2 separate regions of the Mus musculus genome follow, and region 2 is linked to region 1. Evidence: chromatin loops called from intact Hi-C (ENCODE). Cell type or tissue: heart. All regions are shown on one strand. Each heading gives the region's core, and the rest is flanking DNA. Links, peaks and the distances in the headings are about the cores only.

The links. Peaks named below come from ENCODE experiments on the same cell type or tissue, not always from the same donor. Only the 100,000 strongest peaks of a DNase experiment are listed, where the experiment ranks them.
Region 2: it touches region 1 in a loop (5-fold over the local background); 28 of 42 quality-filtered maps call a loop at or near these places.

What each region holds. Positions count from the first base shown.
Region 1 is chr10:12,918,251-12,926,667 of GRCm38, forward strand. B230208H11Rik (RIKEN cDNA B230208H11 gene) reads right to left here and starts at 4,877. Exons shown (of 3, transcript NR_038028.1): 1 at 4,324-4,877; 2 at 3,359-3,467. It overlaps n-TLtaa3 (a tRNA gene), which reads right to left and starts at 4,403; the gene lies at 4,321-4,403. In heart, for the core only: CTCF peaks have their summits at 1,274, 3,394 (motif pointing right), 4,522 and 5,032; DNase peaks (open chromatin) are centred at 1,191, 4,421 and 4,781; H3K4me3 peaks cover 1,962 bases; H3K27ac peaks cover 2,371 bases.
Region 2 is chr10:12,992,549-13,000,965 of GRCm38, forward strand. No RefSeq gene overlaps it. Among named protein-coding and RNA genes, the nearest start is that of Sf3b5, 12 kb to the right of the region's middle. In heart, for the core only: a CTCF peak has its summit at 4,764 (motif pointing left); a DNase peak (open chromatin) is centred at 4,733; H3K27ac peaks cover 269 bases.

The DNA.
Region 1 (8,417 bases), core at 186-8,185:
ATTTATTTATTTATTTATAATGTATATGAGTACACATGTGGTTGTGAGCCATCATGTGATTGCTGGGAATTTGAGTTCAGGACCTCTGCTTGCTCCGGTTGGCTCCGCAGGCTCTGGCCTAAAGATTTATTTATTATTATATCTTAAGTTCACTGTAGCTGTCTTTAGAGACATCAGAAGAAGGTATCAGATCTCATTCAGGACCTTCGGAAGAGCAGTCAGTGCTCTTAACTGCTGAGCCATCTCTCCAGCCCCTGAGGCAAATATCAACTCTTTCTGTAGCTGATGTTGCTGTAGCTATAGCTGTTGTAGTAGCTATAACTATAGCTGTAGCTGTAGCTGTAGCGCACGAGAGAGAGAGAGAGAGAGAGAGAGAGAGAGAGAGAGAGAGAGAGAGAGAGAATCTACATTCAGGTACATGCACTTGAGTGTCAGTTGTGAGCCACTAAGTGAGTGCTGGGAATTGAACCTGTGTCTTCTAGAAGAACTAGCTCTTAACCACTGAGCAATCTCTCAAGCCCCAAGAAGCAAATATCAACTCTTTCTGTAGCTGATGTTGCTGTAGCTGTAGCTGTAGCTATTGCTGTTTTACTTTCCTTGTTTGAGACAGGCATTACTGTAGCCTGGCTGGCCTGGAATCTACTATGTAACTCAGGCTCCTGAGTGCTGGGATTACAGATTTCCACTAGGCCCAGGCTATCATTTTTTTTTTTTAATTTTTATGTGCATTGGTATTTTGCATACATGTGAATATGTATGAAGGCGCCAGATCCCTTGGAACTAGAGTTGTAGACAATTGTGAGCAGCTGGGAATTGAACCTAGGTCCTCTGAAAGAACAGCTGGTGCTCTTGACCACTGAGCATCTCTCCAGCCCCTCGCTGTGTTTCTTAATACAGCAGTCATTTGTGTGTCTGTGTGTCTACCAAACCTGATTAAAATTTATTTGTGGCACATTTCTACCACATCCTCCAGATGAGGATACAATGAACAGAATCAGGGGTGAACTATGTCCAGGGGATTTGGGGGCCATTCATTTATTCAGTGTTCAGAGAGTGCACGTAACATTCTAGAGGCGCTCACTGTTAGGCTTAGGTCCCAGTTCACACTGGTGAGCACCCAGGGCGGGCCCTGGGCTGAGAGGGCTGACAGAGCAGCCAGTGCTGCCCTGGCCTGACTCACTTCCTGTGTCCCAGACCATTACTGCCCCGGGCAGTCTGCTCACACTGGCAGGCCACTTCCTATGTCTCTATGTGGACTTTAGTCTGTGTGCAATACTGACCCCTATCGCCTAGGATTCAGTTTTAACTATGTCCTTCCTTCCTTCCTTCCTTCCTCCCTCCCTCCCTTCCTTCCTCCCCTCCTTCCTTTCACTGGGGCCTCATTAACTAGCCCTTGCTTGCCTAAAATGTGTTATGTAGACCAGGTTGGTCTCACACTGTCAGAGATTCACCTGCCTTTGCCTCCCAAGTGTTTAATTAGAAGCTTATGCACTTAATTAAAGGCATTCATTTGTATCATTCGTTCAAATGGTGAAACAGCCATCACTCTGTTCTAGGTCTAGAAGCACTGTTCATGGAAATTAAGCTTAAGCCAGATTGGTTCACACGCACACCCCTAAAATAGTCCTGTGCCTAATTGTACAGATATGAATAGATGCATGTTCTCTACCTCCTTTGGTGTCATCCTTACTATTAAACTATCTCGAGATTCCATTTCATCTTAGTCAGAAAGGCTACCATTAAGAAATCACACACGCAAAAAAACCATACCAAACCAAACCAAACCAAACAAACAAACAAAACAGAATAAAACAAAACCTCAAACCAACAAAACAAAACAAAATCAATTAAAATAAATCTCCTCCTTCCAAAAGCTGTGCATAGTAGTGACCCCATGTCTTTAATGTTAACACTTGGGAGGCAGATGCAGGCAGATCTCTGTGAGTTCAAGGCCAGAATGGTCTATATAGTGAATTCCAGTCTATCCAGGACATAGAGAGAGACCCTGTCTCAAAACACACACACACACACACACACACACACACACACACACACCCCTAAAAATAGACCTACCATATAGTATACTACTCCTGGGTGTTTACCAAAGAAACCTAAGACAGCAACCGCAAAGATCTGTGTGCACAGACACATATGCAGGCATGTTTAAAGCTGCACCCCCGCTGCCAAGGAAAGAGGTCAGCCCAGGCACTGAACAGTGGCTGAGTGAATAGAGAAAACTCAGTGTACCTGCACAATCGGGTTTTTGTTCTGCCATATCTCAGAACAAACTTAGGCCATTTTCAGAAGAAAGATGAAACTGGAGATCATGTTAACGGAAACAAGACAGTTCACAAAGACATATACCACAGATTCTCTCTCCTGTGGAATCTGCTTTGGAAATGGATATCTATAAAACTTGAACGTAGATGGCAGTACATGGGAAGAGTAAAGGATTTGAGCACAAGGGTGGGTCGAGCATCACAGAGCAACAGGCTGCATACAAGCAAACCACGGGATACACAGGTTTGAAAATGTCACTATGAAATACATCATTTTGTGCTATGAATATACTAATAAACTTTTAAGAACCCGAGGCATTAAATTTTACTTCCTTTGAATCATTAGCACACGCCTGAAGTACATTGCATGCATTTGAGGTGTTTATCGACTAATTAAAACTCTACCTAAAGATAAACAGCAGCCTGGATGGAGCTGAGGAGGTGGCTCAGCAGCTAAGAGCACTTGCTGTTCTTACAGAGGACCTGGGTTTGGTTCCTGGAGCCCACGTGGCAGATTGTAAACCAACCCCAGTTCCAGGGCACCTGTAGCTTCCTCCTGACCGCACAGCAGGCACCCATGTGGTGTACTTACAGACAACCGCGCATACACACTAAAATAAATGAATAAAAGTGAAAGACCAAAAAGCTAATCAAAACCCCCAAGCCCCAACTGACCGCTGAGGACTGAGAACGCTTCTGGTGTAGGAGTCTTCCAACTGACCACGATGTCTGTTTAACATTGATGGCTCATGCAAACAAACACACACGCATACATGCATACACACATACACACATACATATACATATCCCCCTAACTTCATAGCTGTCTTCAGCATTTGAAAGGAAAATGCGTAACTGAAACAAAGATTATTGACGCCAAAGAAGGGTTTCATCATACAGTTAAAACAATGCTCATGAAAATTATTTCAGTGATGAGTTATTCTGCTTAATGGAAGATCTTTTTTAAATAAATAAATAAAGATTAAAAGATTTGGAGGAAAAGTCAACTTCCTGTCTGTAACTTAAGACAGTTATTAAAAAACAAAAAAAAAAGATAAGGTTTATTCAAACAAACTTACCTCAAGTTTACCAGTAGGTGTCACAATTTAAATATGCTGATATCATTTCCCACAGAGTTCCGAGTTTTTCGAAAAATATTTTTCTACGACTCCAGATAACTGAATGGACCTGAGGAACACGTGAAAATAAATGATCAATGGTAATAACCAACGTTTCCGAGGTTTTATGATTGTAGAGAGGGGTTTATTTAATCAGTGTCTCAACTTATTCAAAAGGCTGGGGAGTTCCTTGAGCCACGCCTACAAAATGTGTTTAAGATCTTGGACTGCTTTGATAAAAAACACTTTTGGAGAGAATAGGGTGGCACACGCCTTTAATCCCAGCACTTGGGAGGTAGAGGCAGGAGGATTTCTGAGAGTTCGAGGCCAGCCTGGCCTACAAAGTGAGTTCCAGGACAGCCAGGGCTACACGGAGAAACCCTGTCTCGAGAAACCAAAAACCAAACCAAACCAAACCAAACCAAAACAAAAAAACCCAAAGAAAATAGGAGAAGATAAAAATCGAAAATATTTCAAATTCTGGGTCTTCATGGTCAAATGGTACATTTTTGAAAGACTGCATGTGAACACGTTAAACTTTGAGGGGGGGGGAAATGAAAAGAAAGGAAAGAAAGAAAACAAAGGGAAAGGAAGAAAAAAGAAGGGGGTGGGGAGCGGACAGAGGAAAGGCAAAAGCGGACTTGTTTTTTTTTTTTTTTTTTTTTTCTTTTTTCTTCTGTGCAAAAGTACTTTTGCAAAAAGTTAGCCAATACCAGACCTCTCCGGGGAGCCTCTTCCCGCCTGGCTCAGGTCGGTTCCTGGAGACACGGTCGCTTCACTGCGGGAAATTGGGCTGCCTTGTAGCAGCGCCCTATTAAGGATTAAAGAACATTTCTTTCAACTGAAATAAGACTTCTAAATTTCCAAAAGCTCTGGACCTAAAAACAACTGACAGACCGCGGCAAGGAACAAAACAGCAACTTTACCAGGAGTGGGGTTCGAACCCACGCAGACATATGTCCATTGGATCTTAAGTCCAACGCCTTAACCACTCGGCCATCCTGGTGCAGGCGTGCTCTCTTCTCTTTGCTGTTCCTACAAAGCTCACAATACCGTCCTCATTTTCCCCAGTTACTCGAGGATGCTTCTGCGCAGGCTGCGCGGCGCTTTCCCGACCCGGCTACAGAGACTCGGAGACTGCCGCCGGGGTTTCGCGCCGCCGCCGCCGCCGCCGCTCACTGTCGCCCCGAGATCTCGGCGGCAGCGAAGGAACTGCAGGAGCAGAGAGCGGGACAGAGCTCTGGGCCGGCGGGCGCCGGCTCTCCTTGCTCACTGTAGGTGCGCGGGCGCGACAAACAAACTCCACAGCTAACTTCTGGGCTCCGGAGCGGAGGTGGGAGGGGTCCCTCGGGCGGTGTAGGCACGGGTCCGCAGGGCAACCATCAGTGTGTTTCTTCTAAATCGAATAGGTTCCCGGGGCCCGGCACCTGTGCGCGCGCGGCTTTCCTTCCTCGCCAGTGTTACCACATGCCGGAAGGAGGTTCCGGAGAAAGAGGAGGTTCCGGAGAAAGCTGTGTGGTCAGGGCAGTGTGGCCCAATCCCCCACCCCCTCCCTGGTTGTGTAGACACTGTCCCCTTTGCTCTGCTTCAAATGCAGGGTCAAGACCTCCTGGATTCCTGCCACCCCTACAGCTCCCCTAGAGGGCAAACTCTTGTTTTAACTTGTCTCCTGTTTTAGCTCCCCTTTTGTTGTTGGGACAAAACACCCACAACAAAAAGCAATTTAGGGTACAGCGGTTTATTTGCATTACTTCGGCTGTTCCTCAAAACCTTGGCTCTACCCCAGGGTTCAGGCTAGGTGTTTCTGCAGCTGCAGGCAGGGAGCTGGTGGCTGAGCCTTGCTCTGGCTGTCCCACCTTGTCCCTCTCCCCTAACCCACCCCCATGTTTGGTTTATACAGGTCTGGTGGCTTCAGTCTTTGACTGTAAACCTAGGATGCACTGTTTCACAAAGTGCCCCACTGTTTCAGACCTCCCAGTGGCTCCCTCAAACATTTTCTCAGTTTCACTGTAATGATCCAACTGCTCTACCATCTCTCACAGCTCTGTGACCCCCAGGGAACACCCAGCTTTTGGTTCTCTTGAGTCCTGGTTAAGTCTGACCGGACTCCTTACGAAGGAACTCTACTCTAGCATCCAGACAGCTCCTGTCTATCTCCCAATGGCGGGAACTCCACTGACCTTTGCCTGACCATGTTCCTCAATAGTACCTTTAGGGCATCCAGGGTAAGCACTCAGAGAAGTACACCAGAGAGCCTAGGTCCTCAGGCCTTGTTCTCTGTGCGGACACTGTGCTAGAGTCTGGAGGCAGCCTGTGGAATGTAACATGGGGTCAGTAACATGGGGTGATTACCTCACCAGGTGATCAGAGAGAGGCCTGAAGCTGCACGCAATGGGTGTTAAATGCAAATGAGAACATGAGAACATGTGCACTCTATAACCCAAGCATTGCTCTAAGCTCCCTACACACAGTTTTGTCTAGCTTGATTTTTTTTTTTTTTTTTTTTTGAGATAGGGTCTCACTATGTAGCTCTGGCTGTCCTGGAACTCTCTATATAGACCAGGCTGTCCTTAAACTCACAGAGACCTGTCTGTCTCTGCCTCCTAAATGTCAGGGTTAAAGGCTTAGAGTGAGTACCACTCTTCAGGGGCTCGGTTAATTTTCTTAATAACTGTAATGTAGGCGTTCCTATCCTCATTTTGAATGAGGCCATAGAGATCTCTTGCAGACTTGCTCAACTAAAGGAAGCCCCCTGCCTGCACTGCTGCTGTTGCCCGGGGCTGCAGAACTTCTCCACCAACCCAGCTTTGCACCGGAGGGTTCTTCTCAGAAATATTCTTTCTGGTGCTCTAGACGATTGCATTTCCGTTTTCTGGCCTCAGTTCAGGGATGGGTCTGGAACACAAGTTAGTTTTTAATCAGAGTTGCAAGTAATCCTTGGGTTCCTTGGGAAGAGATGTCAGTCAGTCATCGATGGAGCATATCATATTGTGATAAGGAGTACCGTAACAGTCATTCACACCCCATATAGTGTTCTGTGATATGAGGAGCTCATGGAGCTACCTGCAGTTATTTAGCCAACAGCCTTCAACCATCAGGTGCTGCTAATGACTGTGTTTAAGTCTTCAGATTCCAGTCCCAGATCCTCAAGTGACATCCCCTCACCCAAAGCCACTAAATCCTCTAAGTGCCCAGAGGCCATAGAAAAGAAACCCACCTGGCCTCACTATACATTAAAAAAAGAAAAAAAGATGTATTTATTTACTATGTAAAGTGTTCTGTCTGCATGCCAGAAGAAGGAGGCACCAGATTTTGATATAGATGGTTATGAACTATCATGTGGTTGCTGGGAATTGAACTCAGGACCTCCAGAGGAGCAGCTAGTACTTTTTACCTCTGAGCTGTCTCTCCAGCCCCCATACATTTTTTTTTAAACTCTTGATTTTCAGTATCTGTGGACATAATAAAAATCACTATTGTTTGGCAATGCTTAAGTTTGTATGCTGAAGCGAAGCAGATCTGAGGCTGACAATCTCGGAGCATTGTGATGAAGCACTGAGAGTATTATGAGATATGTCTTCCACCTTCACTGGGAATCTTCTGGGGGAAGATGCTGCTCCTGGGGGAAGACGCTGTTTTCCATATCTACATCTTCTGTGAGAACAAAAGTCTTATCCCTAGTAAGTAGCTGCAAGGGAGTCCAGGAAGCAAAAGTTCTAGTGTTTGTTTTACGATGGTGTCCTCAAGTATGAGAAATTACCCAAGCACAGGGAAAGGGTGTTCAAGTGAGGCTAACAATCTCAAGGCATAAAAAAACACTCGCTTTAGTGTTTGAAGGAAACATGGAAACCCTTTCATAATGGCACTTGCTATAGCCAACAGTGTTAGCCCATACATTAACTAGATTTTATAACGTAATGACTGTCAGGTTAAGAAGCTATTTGGGCATGATTCTTAAAGGAAAGTTTCATGATAAATTATCTTCACAATGCATATGTGTTTAGTTAAGCTATGATATGCTGTACAGATTGCTTTAAAATGGTTTTGCCCCTAGCCAGGAGGTGGTGGTTTATGCCTTTAATTCCCACACTGGGGAGGCAGAGGCAGATGGATCTCTGAGTTCAAGGGCTAGTTCTAGGACAGTCAGGGCTACACAAAGAAATCCTGTCTTGTAAATAAAAAATACCCTTGAGTGCTTTTTGGACAGTCTTACTCCATAGCCCAGGTTGGCCTCTCACCCTCCTGTCTCAGCCTCCCTGTTGTTAGGATGATAGGTTACACTGGCATGTCTAGTCATGTCCAGGCTATGAATGTGTTGATATTCCCCCCGTCAATAGATAGGGCTTACTTCCTATCCCCTGTGAGCCTGGACTGGCTGCATGGATTCATTTTTAAATAATAGAATTAAGCAGATAGAGGCATGCACCCAGCTAATCATTGGTGGCTTGCTTTCAGATCATTCTCTGTGAAGGAAGCCAGCTGCTCTGTCATGAATAACTCTATAGAGGCTCCCATAGTGAGGACCTGAAGCTCCAAGCCCCCAGCTTCTACCTCCTACCTCCCAGCTCCTACCTCCCACTTTCCAGCTCCCACTTCTCAGCTCCCACCTCCCACCTCCCACCTCCCACCCTCTACCCCAGAACCCAAGATTTCCATGAGTGAGCTTGGATAGATTTCTCCAGCTCAGTACAATCTTCAGATGGCCATGGCTCTAGCCAAAACTTTGACTGCAACTGGTGAGTGACCCTGAGCAGGAATCACCCAGCTAAGGCCCTGTTCCCCAACCCCCAAGAACTGTGAATGAAAACCAGCTTTTGTGATTGTATGTTTGCATTATTTCTTACATGGCTGTGGATGATCAATGCATTTCTCTATCACTGATACACATTCATAGGCATGCGTTCTTTATCCACAGATAGATTTAGCAATGTTAATCATGGTGAGTCCCTAATATTCAACTTTCCTTTTCCATTTATTTTCAAACTCATGAGTGAATTGATCACTTGTACTTTCTAAGCCT
Region 2 (8,417 bases), core at 46-8,045, 74 kb after region 1:
AACTTACCCCCATCTAGCTTACAGATGAATGAGAGTCAGACTATGGTTAATTTATTTGGCTTTGACAATTACTGGGGAGTAATCGCTAATCTACTCTGGAAAATGCTGGAAATATCACTAGACTTGCTCTAAAATTATATTACGGAGCGATAGTAACAAAGAACAGCATGGCCCTGACATATGGACCATCAGAATAGAAAGGAGGACCCAGAAATAAGCGGATACAGCTACAATTACCTATTTTTTGTCAATATATAAAAACCACACAACAAATATATACAAAACAAATACATCGTAATATATTTGCATACAAATGCACATACATAGGACAAAGACAGCCTGCTCAACAGCAGTTCAAAAACTATGTAAAAGAATAAAACTAGACTGATGTATCCAATGCTGCACAAAAATTAGTTAAAGGCAAAAAACAGGAATAATATGTCAAGACAAAGGATTAGATAAGGATTTTCTAAAAGAGATTTCAATAATAGGGGAAATAATCCCAAGAATTGACAAATGGCGTTACACAATATTAAAAGTTTATGCATGGTGAAGGAAAAGCTTATCAGAGTGAAAGTTCAGCGTAGAATAGAGAAAATTCTGCCAGCTATGCATCCAACAAGAGATTACTGTCTATATAAGGAACTGCAGAAAAATTAAACGCCAAACCAAAACAAAAAATAAAATCAAACCATCTAATCACTAAATGGGCTAATGAAGAAAATAATAGTTCTCAAAGAAAGAAACACAAACAGCTAATAATCACATCCTTGGCCATCAGGGAAATGCAAATTAAAGCTCTTGTGGGATAGCTGTTGTGAGAAGGCTCGCACGAGTCAAAATGCTCATTACGGAAACAAGCCACTGCGAATGCTGGTGAGGGTGTGGAGAGAAGGCAGTCCTTAGACACCTCTGGCGGTACAGGCGCTGAGAGTCAATGCGAAGGTTCCCAACCAACTAAACAGAGACCCACCTCCCAGGCACACACCCTAACGTCTCTATACCTCACTGTGGAGACATTTGCACGCTTATCTTTATTGCTATACTGTTCACAGCCGCTAAGAAGTGGAAGCAGCCCAGATACCCATCAGCAGATGAGACGGTAGAGAAAACGTGGCAGAAATGCACGATGAAACTTCATTTTCCTGGAAAGGAAAGCGAAACTACAGCATTTACAGAAAAGTGGCTGAAAGGAGAGATCACTATGGTGAGTGTGGGCTAGTGGAGCTGACAAACGCAACAAGTTGGTGAAGTGTGCATGTGTGCGTGCGTGCGTGCGTGCGTGCGTGCGTGCGTGCGTGCGTGGAGCCATAAGTTTAGAAAGGTCTCATAGAGAAAAGAAAAGAAAGAGGTCTTATGGGAGGCCAATGGGGAAAGATGATGGGGGTGGGCAATGGAACCCATGTGATATGAAAGCACAAACGAGGGCTTTTAGAGGAGGAAGGCGAACAGCAGGTTTGGTGCGGCCAGATGAGAGGAAGCAGTAGGAGAGGGGCTGAGAAAGGAAGCGGGGCGTGGTGGCCACCATGCCTTTAATCTCAGCACTTGGGAGGCAGAGACAGGTGGATTTCTGAGTTCGAGGACAGCCTAGTCTACAAAGTGAGTTCCAGGACAGCCAGGACTACACAGAGAAACCCTGTCTGGAAAAAAGAAAGCAAAACAAAAAAGGGCAATGAATGAAAATGCCGCACTGGACTCCATCCCTTGGTTCTGCGATGTGAAAATTCACACAATGTGTAATCTGTTGATAAACCACAGGTTTCTGCTTACACAACATTAAATTTAACAATTAAAGTTACTGTGGTGCTTTGAATATGCTTGGCCCCGGGACTAGCTGCCTGGAAGTCAGTCTTCTCTTGGATCCCTTTGGAACACGATGTAGAACTCTCAGCTCCATCTCCAACTGCCGTGCTTTGGCCATGATGATAATGGACAGAACCTCCGAATCTGTAAACTTGCCCCAGTTAAGTGTTGCCACGGGCATGGTGTCTCTTCACAGCAATGGAAACGCTGAGACAGACAGCCATCCTTCTCCTTTTACAGAAATCCTTCAGCCGTGTGTGTGTGTGTGTGTGTGTGTGTGTGTGAGACATTCTCCTGAATGAACGATCTCATCATTATGATGTATACTGTGGTCCTGTGGTCAGTCTCATCTCAGCCTGGACTTGACTTTTGAGTGTGGACTGAATGACAAGTTCAATCTCATCTTTGAATTTATTTATTTATTTATTCATTGGTACACAATTGTTCTTTCATTGCTCATAAAAATTGCGTTTTCTGTCTCTTAGTGAGCCTTTCTCACAGATTCAGCATTTATGTGTGGCCTGTTTCATATTCTCATTCCTGAAATATAGAAGCACTATTAATTTCTTACATTGATTTTTATCTTCGGCAACCACCCTTAAATATGTTAAACTGCATTAAAGGGTTTAATATATTTAATTTATTTTTAGCGTTATAAATGGTTGACCAAGCAAGCACAGAATTCTAACAAGCAAGGCCTTCCAGAACATCTCATCCAAGGCTCTTACGAGTCCAAATTTAACTTAGGAATTTATTGAGTTCATTTCTCTTAAATATTAGAATGTCCCACACATCCTTGTTCACAGCATTGTCCTAAGCCTGAAATTCTAAGTCCATTAGCCTCCTCTGAGAGTTGAAACCCACGACATTTGTTAGAACCTGCTTTATGTTTAACTGTTTCAAACATGAACGGAGTATCCCCAAACCTGGCGTGAATGCGTGGAGCTGGCAGTGTGATTTCATCCACCGTCTTCGTATCTGCTCATGCGTCTTCCCTTATATGTGGAACACTCAGGACAGGGTATGTGCACCAACCCTGCATGGAGTCACAGGGCCCATTTTAGGACATAGACGACGCCCTGGAGCAGGTCCTGGTTACCAAGTACAGTCTCTGACCATGAGGTTCTTTGCCACTAATAAAGGATGTCTTTTCTCTGTCTGTCTTTCTGAGCTCACAAGATCAACAGCCTATCTCACTGAACTTCCCAGGGTACAGTACCTGCTCAGCTATGTGAATCAACGAAGCATCCTTCGGAGAGAGGAGCCAGGCTTGTAAAAGGGCTTTGGGCACTTTGGGTTTGGGACTCGTGTTTTAAAACGGGCTGAACGTGTTTGAAGCGACAGCTGGTGGACGAGAGAGCAGGGTGTGGCAGTTTTTTAGAAAGGGTGCAGTTAGTTGGGGTCGGGTACTGCAGCGGTGGGTGAGACATCCGGAACATGGCCAATGCTCACCTTGTTCTCAAGGCAGAGTGTGGGTAAAGCCGAGGCAAAAGCGCAGGCTCCCGCCCTTCTGAACATTCCCAGCAAAACGATCAAAGCAAAACGCAAGGATCGCCTTGGCTAAGGAAGCCACACAAAAGCAGAGAAGAAAGGACTGGACAGAGCGAGGATGTAGCCCGTGCAGTAGAGCGCTTGCCCAGCACTGTACAATCCCCTGCGGTTGATCCTCAGCACACCGTAAACAGGGCAAGCTGGTACATTTACATAGCCTGGGCTACATGAGACCTTGTCTCAAAACAATTTTTTTTTTAAATAAAAAGAACAAAACAAAAAACAAAGGAATTACAATGCTAGAAGACCCCAAAGGTGGGGTTCTGCCTGAGATATTTTTACATACCTAACAATGAATCACTTTCTCAACTTACTAAGCAGTTAACTTGTGGCTCTTGGTTGAGGCTGTCCACCCTACCCCTTCCCACCCCTGAGGCAGATGTTGATCCAGAAGTGGAGAGACTTGAAATTGCTTTGCTAGAGACTTCTGTAAGCTAAAGAAGAATGTCCAAGACTGGGCAGGGAAGCGTCCAGTGTGGTTGAGCCATGGCCACGTAGGGCAGTCCATTCCACCTCCAAATTCCTTTCTGACCTAAAGCTCCAGTAAACAAATTATAAAGAATGTTTAGTGCTTAGAAAAATTGTAAGGGCTAAGACCAGGAAGTTCTGAAGCAAGCACAAAATTCCCTGTCTTCCTGGACCTTGTATTCTAATCAGGGAGACAAATGGGTACACGTGTGTTAAACGTGTGTGTGCTGGTAGTGGGCGCTCAAGGAAAAGCCAGGTTTAGGAGAAAAGGGGCTGATTGCACCTTTACATCCTTTAGCCTGAAATGGCCTCTGTTGCTGGCTCTGACCTCCTCCAGGGGCAAGCGGTCAACCTGCTCCAGCTTTTTCAGAGCCTCTTTGAGAGTCCTCTGACTCCAGAGCGTGTCTGGAATGCTCTTCCAGAATTCCTGTCATTGTTGGCCTGCTTTTACCTGTAAGATGTGTAAAGTGGCACCTTCCAGAACGTTTCTCCTAATCCGCTCCCCTCAATGCGCCCCGCCCCCCTTCATGTGGCTCCTGTTTATCCCTCTGCTTAAAGTACTCGTGGTCGAATCTCATTCCACCACCAAGCCATGCAGACACACACACACACACACACACACACACACACACACACTCTCACACACCGAAACCAAAACTCATGAAGAAAGAGACTCCATAACCCCATTGTCACTGAAATCCCATAATACCGCGCTGTCTAACTAAATATAAAACTTCAAAACTCCGGTGTAATAGTTGTACGATGATACGGAAATCATTCCTTCTTCGTTAGCTATGAGTCTCAGCTCGTTGCCTTTAAACACTCAGCTAACCAAAGTCTGACCTGTAGCACCCCAGTCACTAGCACTTTTCTGGCCTCTTCTGGTTGGGTAACTGGTTGGATCACCAGTCTGTGCGCCCACTTTGTGTTGTTTTGGCGCCCCCTAGTGTCAAGCATTATTGCAACACCTGTACAAAGTGAAAGTCTTTTTATTTTTTTTTTTTTTTTGCTTTTTTTTTTTTTTTTTTTTTTTTTTGGCCTAATAAGATGATTTTATTTATTTTTTTTTTTTATGGAACTTTTTTTTTTTTATTAGGTATTTAGCTCATTTACATTTCCAATGCTATACCAAAAGTCCCCCTTACCCACCCACCCCCACTCCCCTACCCACCCACTCCCCCCCTTTGGCCCTGGCGTTCCCCTGTACCGGGGCACACAAAGTCTGCGTGTCCAATGGGCCTCTCTTTCCAGTGATGGCCGACTAGGCCATCTTTTGATACAAATGCAGCTAGAGTCAAGAGCTCAGGGGTACTGGTTAGTTCATAATGTTGTTCCACCTATAGGGTTGAAGATCCCTTTAGCTCCTTGGGTACTTTCTCTAGCTCCTCCATTGGGAGCCCTGTGATCCATCCATTAGCTGACTGTGAGCATCCACTTCTGTGTTTGCTAGGCCCCGGCATAGTCTCACAAGAGACAGCTACATCTGGGTCCTTTCAGTAAAATCTTGCTAGTGTATGCAATGGTGTCAGCATTTGGAAGCTGATTATGGGGTGGATCCCTGGATATGGCAGTCTCTACATGGTCCATCCTTTCATCTCAGCTCCATACTTTGTTTCTGTAACTCCTTCCATGGGTGTTTTGTTCCCACTTCTAAGGAGGGGCATAGTGTCCACACTTCAGTCTTCATTTTTCTTGAGTTTCATGTGTTTAGGAAATTGTATCTTATATCGTGGGTATCCTAGGTTTTGGGCTAGTATCCACTTATCAGTGAGTACATATTGTGTGAGTTCCTTTGTGATTGTGTTACCTCACTCAGGATGATGCTCTCCAGGTCCATCCATTTGGCTAGGAATTTCATAAATTCATTCTTTTTAATAGCTGAGTAGTACTCCATTGTGTAGATGTACCACATTTTCTGTATCCATTCCTCTGTTGAGGGGCATCTGGGTTCTTTCCAGTTTCTGGCTATTATAAATAAGGCTGCTATGAACATAGTGGAGCATGTGTCTTTCTTACCAGTTGGGGCTTCTTCTGGATATATGCCCAGGAGAGGTATTGCTGGATCCTCCGGTAGTACTATGTCCAATTTTCTGAGGAACCGCCAGACTGATTTCCAGAGTGGTTGTACAAGCCTGCAATCCCACCAACAATGGAGGAGTGTTCCTCTTTCTCCACATCCTCGCCAGCATCTGCTGTCACCTGAATTTTTGATCTTAGCCATTCTCACTGGTGTGAGGTGGAATCTCAGGGTTGTTTTGATTTGCATTTCCCTGATGATTAAGGATGTTGAACATTTTTTCAGGTGCTTCTCTGCCATTCGGTATTCCTCAGGTGAGAATTCTTTGTTCAGTTCTGAGCCCCATTTTTTAAGGGGGTTATTTGATTTTCTGAGGTCCACCTTCTTGAGTTCTTTATATATGTTGGATATTAGTCCCCTATCTGATTTAGGATAGGTAAAGATCCTTTCCCAGTCTGTTGGTGGTCTTTTTGTCTTATAGACAGTGTCTTTTGCCTTGCAGAAACTTTGGAGTTTCATTAGGTCCCATTTGTCAATTCTCGATCTTACAGCACAAGCCATTGCTGTTCTGTTCAGGAATTTTTCCCCTGTGCCCATATCTTCAAGGCTTTTCCCCACTTTCTCCTCTATAAGTTTCAGTGTCTCTGGTTTTATGTGAAGTTCCTTGATCCACTTAGATTTGACCTTAGTACAAGGAGATAAGTATGGATCGATTCGCATTCTTCTACATGATAACAACCAGTTGTGCCAGCACCAATTGTTGAAAATGCTGTCTTTCTTCCACTGGATGGTTTTGGCTCCCTTGTCGAAGATCAAGTGACCATAGGTGTGTGGGTTCATTTCTGGGTCTTCAATTCTATTCCATTGGTCCACTTGTCTGTCTCTATACCAGTACCATGCAGTTTTTATCACAATTGCTCTGTAGTAAAGCTTTAGGTCAGGCATGGTGATTCCACCAGAGGTTCTTTTATCCTTGAGAAGAGTTTTTGCTATCCTCGGTTTTTTGTTATTCCAGATGAATTTGCAAATTGCTCCTTCTAATTCGTTGAAGAATTGAGTTGGAATTTTAATGGGGATTGCATTGAATCTGTAGATTGCTTTTGGCAAGATAGCCATTTTTACAATGTTGGTCCTGCCAATCCATGAGCATGGGAGATCTTTCCATCTTCTGAGATCTTCTTTAATTTCTTTCTTCAGGGACTTGAAGTTTTTATCATATAGATCTTTCACTTCCTTCGTTAGAGTCACGCCGAGATATTTTATATTATTTGTGGCTATTGAGAAGGGTGTTGTTTCCCTAATTTCTTTCTCAGCCTGTTTATTCTTTGTGTAGAGAAAGGCCATTGACTTGTTTGAGTTAATTTTATATCCAGCTACTTCACCGAAGCTGTTTATCAGGTTTAGGAGTTCTCTGTTGGAATTTTTAGGGTCACTTATATATACTATCATATCATCTGCAAAAAGTGATATTTTGACTTCCTCTTTTCCAATTTGTATCCCCTTGATCTCCTTTTGTTGTCGAATTGCTCTGGCTAATACTTCAAGTACTATGTTGAAAAGGTAGGGAGAAAGTGGGCAGCCTTGTCTAGTCCCTGATTTTAGTGGGATTGCTTCCAGCTTCTCTCCATTTACTTTGATGTTGGCTACTGGTTTGCTGTAGATTGCTTTTATCATGTTTAGGTATTGGCCTTGAATTCCTGATCTTTCCAGAACTTTTATCATGAATGGGTGTTGGATCTTGTCAAATGCTTTTTCTGCATCTAACGAGATGATCATGTGGTTTTTGTCTTTGAGTTTGTTTATATAATGGATTACATTGATGGATTTTCGTATATTAAACCATCCCTGCATCCCTGGAATAAAACCTACTTGGTCAGGATGGATGATTGCTTTAATGTGTTCTTGGATTCGGTTAGCGAGAATTTTATTAAGAATTTTTGCATCGATGTTCATAAGAGAAATTGGTCTGAAGTTCTCTATCTTTGTTGGATCTTTCTGTGGTTTAGGTATCAGAGTAATAGTGGCTTCATAAAATGAGTTGGGTAGAATACCTTCTACTTCTATCTTGTGAAAAAGTTTGTGCAGAACTGGAGTTAGATCTTCTTTGAAGGTCTGATAGAACTCTGCACTAAACCCGTCTGGTCCTGGGCTTTTTTTGGCTGGGAGACTATTAATAACTGCTTCTATTTCTTTAGGGGATATGGGACTGTTTAGAAGGTCAACTTGATCCTGATTCAACTTTGGTACCTGGTATCTGTCCAGAAATTTGTCCATTTCGTCCAGGTTTTCCAGTTTTGTTGAGTATAGCCTTTTGTAGAAGGATCTGATGGTGTTTTGGATTTCTTCAGGATCTGTTGTTATGTCTCCCTTTTCATTTCTGATTTTGTTAATTAGGATTTTGTCCCTGTGCCCTTTAGTGAGTCTAGCTAAGGGTTTATCTATCTTGTTGATTTTCTCAAAGAACCAACTCCTCGTTTGGTTAATTCTTTGAATAGTTCTTCTTGTTTCCACTTGGTTGATTTCACCCCTGAGTTTGATTATTTCCTGCCGTCTACTCCTCTTGGGTGAATTTGCTTCC